2 separate regions of the Homo sapiens genome follow, and region 2 is linked to region 1. Evidence: chromatin contacts called from ENCODE Hi-C data. All regions are on one chromosome and are shown on one strand. Each heading gives the region's core, a stretch centred on a gene start or an enhancer-like site at or near the end of the contact. The rest is flanking DNA. Distances are from core to core; before and after follow the strand shown. Region 1 holds the start of HEMK1 (HemK methyltransferase 1, mitochondrial release factors N(5)-glutamine). Region 2 holds the start of DCP1A (decapping mRNA 1A).

Region 1 (4,371 bases), core at 1,218-3,717:
AGGCTGGCAGAGGGTTATGGGGTAGAAAGGCTCATCCCTCTTTGCCTTCTCCCTCCAGCTAGGCTGGGCACATCTGGGCACATAGGAAGTCCCGGGTTCTTTTCTTGGCTTTGCAACTGATCCCGGGCGTGACCTTGGGCCAAACCCTTAACTCGTGCCCTGGGGCTCTGTTAACATCGCCTCCCAAAGGAGAGAAGAGGCCCTACTGACCACTTTCCAGGCCTGCCTCAGGGTCCAAAGGGGAAGGGAAGGAAACCGGGGTAAAAGGGGTCGGCACCGCGACCTTCGAGAACCCGCATGCTGTTCTCCACCAGGTCTCTCAGTCCTCCCTGCCCCAATCCCCATGCCCGCCTCCGCGACCCTGTGATGCCTCCCTTCTTGCACAGGAGCAGTGACCTCAGCACTTACTTAATCCTCTCCCGGCGCCGAGCTCAGTTGGAGAGGCTAGGGGTGGTAGTGACTGGCAGGAGGCCGGGGCGGGGGGAACCCCCAAGCCCGGCGTCTGGGGCTGCGGGTCCGACCCGAGATCCGCCCTCCCTGCAAGCCCCGAGCCGCTGGCCAGGCCCGCTACTGCGCACCAGCCGCATCCGCGAGCGCTGGCTCTGCCGGCCTGAGCTAGGGTGGGTAGGGCCGGGACCCACGGCGGAGGTGGGGCCGGGCCGAGCAGCCTCGGGGGATCCCCGAAGCTACAGCGCCTTGCCTCCCTGCACGCTCCGCGCCCCCGGCCTCCGATTGGCTGTCGGGCCTAGAGCCCGCCCAGAATTGGACCGTTCGCTTGTCGCTCGGGTCTGGCTCCACCCCCAGAGGGAGCCTAGAACCTGGTCGCAGTTTTTAGAGACTACCCTCACCCCGTGGCCTGCGCCGAAGTTGGGCGGAGGACAGTGGGTGGCCAGGCCCTTCCGGGCCAGAACTCGGGACCCCTGCCAGCTACCCGTGCCAGGACAGACTCAAGCCCCCAAAACGCGGATGGATGTACAGAGGAGACTTGGGGAGAGCACTGGACTGGGAGTCCTTGGGCCTGCACTGAACTCTGGCTGACTTTGTGACCTTGAAGAAACTGCTTTTCCCTTCCTGAACCTTGGCTTTCTACTCAGACGGGTCCTCTGGTGTGAGGGTTCTAGACGAAGATGGGGAATCTTCGTCTACAGAAGTTGAGAGTGGGGTGGATTTATTATTGGGCACCCCGACCCAGGCAAGTCTACATATACCCTCACAATAGCTTCCATCCACGGCATGATCAGCTCAGGGAAGGAGCCCTCAGATACTCCTGATCCGCCGGTTTTCAAAGTAGTTTATGGGAGTCACCGGGTAGCCTGGTACAAATGCAAACGCCCCTGTGTCTCCCGGTCTGGGAAGGAGGCAGGGAAACAGCATGTTTAATAGCAGTTTAAGGCCGGGCGTGGTGGCTCACTCCTGTAATCCCAGCACTTTGAGAGGCCGAGGCGATGGATCACCTGAAGTCAGGAGTTCGAGACCAGCCTGACCAACATGGTGAAACCCTGTCTCTATTAAAAATACAGAATTAGCCGGTCGTGTTGGCTCACGCCTGTAATCCCAGCTACTTGGGAGGCTGAGGCAGGAGAATGGCTTGAACCCGGAGGCCGAGGTTGCAGTGAGCAGAGATCGCGCCATTGTACTTCAGCCTGCGCAACAAGAGCAAAACTCCGTCTCAAAAAAAAAAAAAAAAAAAAAGAAAAAAAGAAAAAAAAAGTAGTTAACAGTGTTCTAGTTAACAGTACTTTCTGGTGGGGAGATGTTGACAAGACACACTTTGCGAGACGCTGCCGAGTATTTTATAGAAGGCGCAACTGAGGTCCAGAGGTCCCAACACCTGGAGGAGTTGCCAATAGAGTCAAGATTCGAATCGGTAAAAGAGCGGCCCCTGGGGTCTGGCCGCCAGTCGGCCGACCCCCTGGTGGGCTCGGGCCACTGACCTCGGTAGGGTCACGACACTGGGACTGGACCCCAAAGTTGGACCAGCCTTCAACACTGGAACCCGCCCATGCACAGCTCCACCCGGCCCCCAGGCTAAGATAGACCACGCCCCCGGACATCTGGTCCCCGCCGGAACACCCGGGCCCTCTGGTGACACGCCCCCTTTCCGGCAGGCTACTGGGCTCCGCCCACACACCTCCCGGCCTGGTTCCTAAACGCCAGCTCGGAGCAATCCCCTTGGGCTGGAGCCAAATCCCTGCTGTGATTTTAAGGAAGACCGGCAGGTCCGGGCCCCCAAGGGTCAACCCCACACACATCCCCGCACTTTCCTGTATGCAGGCCTGCGAGCGTAGAGGGAGTGGAATTCACAGCCTCCCCACCCATCCGCAGGGGTCTCCTGGGAGGAACCCACCAGCGATAGGAACACTGAAGCTGGGCTACGGCGTCCGCCCGAGCCTTTTCTTAAAGGCGCCGACCCCGGAAGCGGGGCGTCCGAGGGAGCGCGCGACGGGCCACGCACGTCCGGGCGTCCAGTTCGGGGCAGCTTCTCCGGCTGGTGGGTGGGTGGGGCAGCCTTTCAGGCAGGTATGCATGGGAGGTGGGGATCGGAACGGGGTGTTTCGACTGCAACCGCCTGGAGACCTGGCCGGTACCATTCTCCATAGTGCAGATGGGGAAACAGGGTTGGAGAGAGGGGGCCTCATCTGGGTCGTTAACAATGCGGTGCGTAGCTGTGAGGGAGTTTACACTTCTGACTTCGGGCCTTGGCTCCTGGGACGGCGCACTGGTGCAAGAGCCGCTTCTGGAGTCTGGTGGACTCGGGTTCGTGTCTTGCCTGGGACAGTCTTTTTTTTCTTTTTTTTGAGACGGAGTCTCTCTCTGGCACCCAGGCTGGAGTGCAGTGGCATGACCGCGGCTCGCTGCAACTTCCGCCTGCTTGAACTGGGTTCAAGCAGTTCTCCTGCCTCAGCCTCCCAAGTAGCTGGGACTACAGGTGCGCGTCAGTATGCCCGGCCAATTTTTTGTATTTTTAGTAGAGACAGGGTTTCACCATGCTGGCCAGGCTGGTCTCGAACTCCTGACCTCGTGATCCGCCCACCTCGGCCTCCCAGAGTGCTGGGATTACAGGCGTGAGCCACCGTGCCCAGCTTGCCTGGGACAGTTTCTACCTGAGTGACGCTGGGCAAGTCGCTTCCCTTCTCTGACCCTACTTGTATCTGAAGATGTGGCACTTAGCAGGTGCTTAATAAACGCTAGTTTGGACTTTTATCTGGAAGCAAAGGGGACCGCTGATTTTAAACCTTCAGTTAAACTTGCTTGTGACCTCTTTAAATATACAATTGTAAATTTTTTAGTTGGTGGTTTACGCTGATGTCCCGGATTATAGGTTAAATTAGGAGGAAATTTTCAGCATGTACATCCATGACAGTACACACACAATGTCAGATTCAAAGCTCCCAATTAAAGGCAATCATCTGCCTCTTGTAACATCAGTTAAGATCATGTAACATCTGGTCCCTGCTGTGTGTTGAGCTGCCTCCCAGGCCTTGGATATTCATAGACTAATGCATTGCTTGCCATGGGTTTGGTGTGATTTTCCCCCATCTTATGGATTAAGAAAGTGAAAATCAGAAATAATGACTTGCTCAAGATCACACACGCTAGGTTAGACACAGATCTGTCCTGTCCCCACATATGTGCCCTAACCTACCACCAACCCGTTTATTAGCAGAGACTGAGCTATGGGCTCAGCCCACTCCAGCTAAAAATGTGAAGAAAACGTAAGTGGCCAAGACAAGAATGATCAAATAGGTGGGTAAGGCTCTAAATGGAGTCAAGGGGGTGTCAGAGCAAGAGCACAACTATTCTCAGGCAATGTATTGGTAGAAGGGGGGGTGTCATACAAGGCTCACCTGCTTTCCTGGTTCCTCTCACTCCCAGGGTGGCAACCAACTATATCTGAGGACCAGAGCCATTTTGGGGCACCAGAGCTTGTGACCTCTCCATCTCCACCCAGCTGGGTCCAGGGGCCACTCTCAGCACTCACCTCAGCAGCTGACATCATAAAGCAGACTTGGGAACCTGGAAGCACTCTGGAGAACCTTTCCCTGAGACATGGAGCTTTGGGGCCGAATGCTGTGGGCCCTCCTGTCTGGCCCAGGGAGGAGGGGAAGTACCCGGGGCTGGGCCTTCAGCTCATGGCAACCCCAACCACCTCTGGCTGGGTTATCCAGTGCCATAGAACTGGTCAGCCACTGGACTGGGGTCTTTGAGAAGAGGGGTATCCCTGAGGCCCGGGAATCCAGTGAGTACATCGTGGCTCATGTCCTTGGAGCCAAAACAGTTAAGTTTAGTGTTGTCAAGAGGACAGGAAGAGGGAGGAGGGAGGACTTGGGGAAGGGATATCCAGGTTTTCTGTTCACTAAGAGTGCTTAG
Region 2 (4,438 bases), core at 1,380-3,879, 2.8 Mb after region 1:
AATAAGGTCCCTTCTATATCAGTCTTCTCCTATGAAAGACAATGACTCAATTAGTTTTTTTTCCCCATAATCAGACCCCAAATAGTCCCCATGGAGAAGTAATGCTTCACGTTTAAGATCAACTTGTTTCATTTCATCTATTATAAAATTAACCACTTTTGAACAGGTAAAGTCTCCCTCTCATTCCACAAATTGTGGTTACCATTTCTAATGTATCCTTTCAGTGCATAAGCATATGCAATATTTAATCCAGCAACATATCTGTATCTGCAGTATTTTTCTTTTTTAATTAGTAAAGGAGAAAATCATAGAATAAACCTTCACTTTTTATAGCTAAAATATTTTAGCCAGATTTCTTAACTTTAAAGCTAAGGTCCTGTATACTGCAATTTCTTCTCTTTTAAGTTTATCCAAGTTAATTTTAAAAAAGGAAAGGAATGAAACTTTCTTATAGGATACTTTGTTTCATCACTAGGGAGTTTTCGTACATTTTGACAACTAGCAAATTTTGTGGTTAAGAATTACTACCAAACAAAATCAGCTTGTTATTTTTAGAACTTGAAGAATCTTGAATACTGAAAGTATACCCTGCCTCAGTGTAATTATTGGAGGCCTTTACCATAGTTCATTTTCTGTGACAAGAGTGTATTTAGGTTTTAAACACAGTTCAGTGTTTTTTAAAAAATAAATAAGCTTATTAGTCTGCAATTTACAGCCTACAATGGACCTAAATATTTTACTGTAATCAACGCATTATTAACATTTTAAATGTTAGTCATATATTGAATGTGTTGGGATTAAAAAATTTAGAAAATTGATCATCTCGATTTCTTCCAGAAGTACTACCCTAGCTTAAATATCATTATTTTCCTTCCTAAGGATTCAGAGGCTTTTTCTTACCTTTAAAATGTTAGGTTATTACTATAAGAAACTGGTAATCAACTGTCTTACAGTAAAAGAAAATTTGCCCACCAAAAAACATCATGCAAAGTTACAACTCACTGTAAAATAATAAAGAGGGAAAAGATTTTTGTCATGCTCTATGTGCCAGGATCCAAATAAACAGTAGCAGCTTATTTTTCAATTCAGGTTATTATAGCTTGTATTTCATATTTAAAACAGAACTCCACAATGTAAAATTTTAAAATATTGAAAGCCTTTGTGAAAAACTAGGAAAACTCTAGCCCCAAGTCTTCACCATTTGTCGGCAATCCATATTTCAAAATTTATATATAGGCCAAGAAAAGAAAAAAGATTCATAAAATTTCAAACTAAGGCAATGTCTAAAATAGCTACATTTAAAAAACAATCTACAATTTTATTCCTTGTGGCTTCCCATATCTCCTTCTCTTCCAGGAGGCAAAGATAAACAACGTGATTATAAAAACTCTTCATCTGAATTAACTGTTCATAAATGCCAAATGATTTTCGATAAATTACTGATAAATATAATCTATGCAACTGTATTATAGGGTAAACGACATACTACGGTCATCTTCCAGAGTTCTGTCAGTTTAAGGATTTCGTATCTTATTGAAATGTGAACTCCAGTCATTGGTGAATTCAATCCAACAAGCATTTACGTATTACTTTCTAAGTGTAAAGCCTGTAGCTGAATGAGTTAATTAGGAAGGGTCAATTACAAGAAAGTGGGAAATTATGCTTTTTAAACAACTAACAAAGCTTCAAGCAGGGGCTAACAAGAATCAGTGAACACACTGAATGTGACTTTTCGGACCCTCCCCAGTGCACGAAAGCCAGAAAGTACTGAGTCCGAGGGGAGCATTCAGAGATGACATCACCAGCATCATAGATGGAACAAAACACATTTACAGGGTCTCTCTTGTTTGTACAAAGGTCTTCGGGGATCCAGTGAACACGGAAGCCCTTTTCCTAAGTGCCTTGGAATCTTTTCCGAAACTCTGTGTAGTTCGATTAAAGCCGGACCCACCCACCCCCTCCTTCCAAGAATCGAAACTAATTGGATTTTAAACTTTAAACCCAAATGACCTCTGCGACAGGGGCTCTCATTTACGTTTGCCAGGGGGAGAGGAGGAGTGTTTATTTTATAGATAATGTACATATAATTTATCTAATAATCCGCAAAGCCTCAAACACAAGCTTTCAGGCACCCTTTTGACCCCACCGGTCTTATAACTCCCAATGTATCTGCAAAGAAGGCAGGTCGCCCACGTCCCCAGACCCGACGCCAAGGGACTGATCCTGCTCCAATCCTCCCCTCCACTGGCTTTTCCTTGGGATGTCTCGAGCCACTTCTCTCACTCCTATCCCCCAATCCCAAGCGGACCCGACACCCCTCAGGCTCTGGCTAGGCTCTTGGCCAGACCCTGGCCTCGTCTCCACCGCCCTGGCCTCTTAGTGTGCCCCCCCACCCCACAGTAACCCGCGCGGCCCCTTTAAGAGACGGCAGCGGCCGGGTGGCCGTCCTCAGGGCCAGGCGGCACTCACCCACTGGTTGGCCTTGGGGCAGAAGGTGTACAGAGCGACCTGGCCCGTGAGGTCTGCGATGCTGGTGATATAGGGGTCGTGTTGCTTCAGGGCCGCTAGGCTCATCTCCTGCCCAGCTCGACTCAGCGCCTCCATCTTGAATCCCAGAGCCTAGCCCCTCTGGTGGGGGCGGAGTCGCGGACAGGAAAGTGCCATCGAGGCAAAATTCCCCCATCTGCGTCAGTCCCCTCAACTTCCGCCTCTACGCGGGCCTCGCGGCAGGGCGGTACGTCAGCCATTCTGGTCCGCCGCGCGCACGCTCCGGGCGCCGGGTTCCGGCGTTGTCAGGGTCCGCGGCCCTACGATGTGGGCGGTGTCCAAGGCTGCGTAGTGGAGCTTGCAGGCTGGAGCTCCGGCGCTTCCTTTCCCTGAGCTAAAACGACTGGGTCCTGGGATCTGGCCTCTAGCTCGCCTGCCGAGCTCTTTCCAGGCAAAGGTTGGAGACCGCCGAAGTGCCGGCCTCGCGGTGCGCTGTCTGGCAGGGCCCGGGGCCACAGAAGGAAAACATGTCTGTGGAATGTGGAAATGCGGGACTCTACCGGGCCCGTTTAGAGAGCACAGAAAAACATGGGGGAAAGGGAGAGGCGAGAAGCCCAGAAAATTACCCTAGGTCTCAGATATGGATGTGTCGACCTAAAAGGAAGAAGACTCTGGGGCAAAATAAATGCAAGCAGAGAGTTTATTTGGGCCAAGCTTGAGGATTGCACCCCAGGAGCATAGATTCAAGTTGCCTTGAATATATACACTGATTAGCAGAAGGTACAAGTGGATTTTTTTTCTTTTTTTTTGAGACGGAGTTTCACTCTTGTCGCCCAGGCTGAAGTGCAGTGGCGCGATCTCGACTCACTGCAACCTCCGCCTCCAAGGTTCAAGCGATTCTCCTGTCTCAGCGTCCCCAGTAGCTGGGATTACATGGGCGCGCCACCATGCCCTGATAATTTTTGTGTTTATAGTAGAGACGGGGTTTCGCCATGTTGGCCAGGCTAGTCTCGAACTCCTGACCTCAGGCGATCCACCCGCCTCTGCCTCCCAAAGTGCTGAGATTACAGGCTTGAGCCACCGCGCCCGGCCCTTTTCTTTTTTTCTTTTTGAAACGGAGTCTCGCTCTTTTGCCCAGGCAGGAGTGCCGTGGCACAATCTCAAGCTCACTGCAACCTCTGCCTCCAGGGTTCAAGCGATTCTCCTGCCTCAGCCTCCCAATTAGGTGGGATTACAGGCGCCCGCCACCACACCTGGCTAATTTTTTCTTTTTCTTTTTCTTTTTTTTGAAATGGAGTTTCGCTCTGTCGCCCAGACTGGAGTGCCGTGGCGCGATCTCAGCTCACTGCAACTTCTGCCTCCTGGGTTCAAGCGATTCTCCTGCGTCAGCCTCCAGAGTAGCCGGGATTACGGGCGCCCGCCACCACGCCCAGCTAATTTTTGTATTTTTTTTAGTAGTGACGAGGTTTCACCACATTGGCCAGGCTGGTTTTGAACTCCTGACCTCAGGTGATCTGCCCTCCTTGGCCTCCCAAAGTGCTGGGATTACAGGCGTGAGCCACTGCGTCTGACCCACATAAATATTTTTGTCCAGCCCTGGGAAGAGTCCATGAAGGGTTTAATTTGTCTTGCTTCATTTAAAGCATTAAGCAGATCACTCATTTCATTGGTAAGTGTCTGTTGAGCATTTTAAAGCGTTTGAAAGAGTTAGGCACTAGCTAACAAGTAAAACAAATCATGGAGACTATAGGGAGTTCTATCCCCGCCAGACTTCTTAAAAAGCAACATTTCTTTCGTTAAAAAGGTCATGGAGGCTGGGCGTGGTGGCTCATGCCTGTAATCCCAGCACTTTGGGAGGCTAAGGTGGGAAGACCGCCTGAGGTCAGGAGTTTGAGACCAGCCTGGACAATATGGTGAAACCCCGTCTCTACTAAAAATACAAAAATTAGCC

The links. A loop is a pair of places that touch in the nucleus more often than their neighbours do. Pooled maps may share reads with other maps.
Region 2: a map of OCI-LY7 shows a loop between it and region 1 (10-fold over the local background). The contact joins the promoter of DCP1A here to the promoter of HEMK1 in region 1. A Hi-C loop is called at or near these places in 1 of 168 maps with a recorded cell type or tissue (OCI-LY7), 1 of 37 single-sample maps with no recorded cell type and 7 of 50 pooled maps.

What each region holds. Positions count from the first base shown.
Region 1 is chr3:50,567,055-50,571,425 of GRCh38, forward strand. HEMK1 (HemK methyltransferase 1, mitochondrial release factors N(5)-glutamine) reads left to right here and starts at 2,468. Exons shown (of 11, transcript NM_016173.5): 1 at 2,468-2,520; 2 at 3,877-4,278. The coding sequence starts at 4,051. C3orf18 (chromosome 3 open reading frame 18) reads right to left here and starts at 693. Exons shown (of 6, transcript NM_016210.5): 1 at 409-693. RefSeq lists a silencer at 325-834 and an enhancer at 2,273-2,392.
Region 2 is chr3:53,344,914-53,349,351 of GRCh38, forward strand. It overlaps DCP1A (decapping mRNA 1A), which reads right to left and starts at 2,630. Exons shown (of 10, transcript NM_018403.7): 1 at 2,470-2,630; 2 at 1-29. The coding sequence starts at 2,604. RefSeq lists enhancers at 1,638-2,228, 2,229-2,819, 2,355-3,124.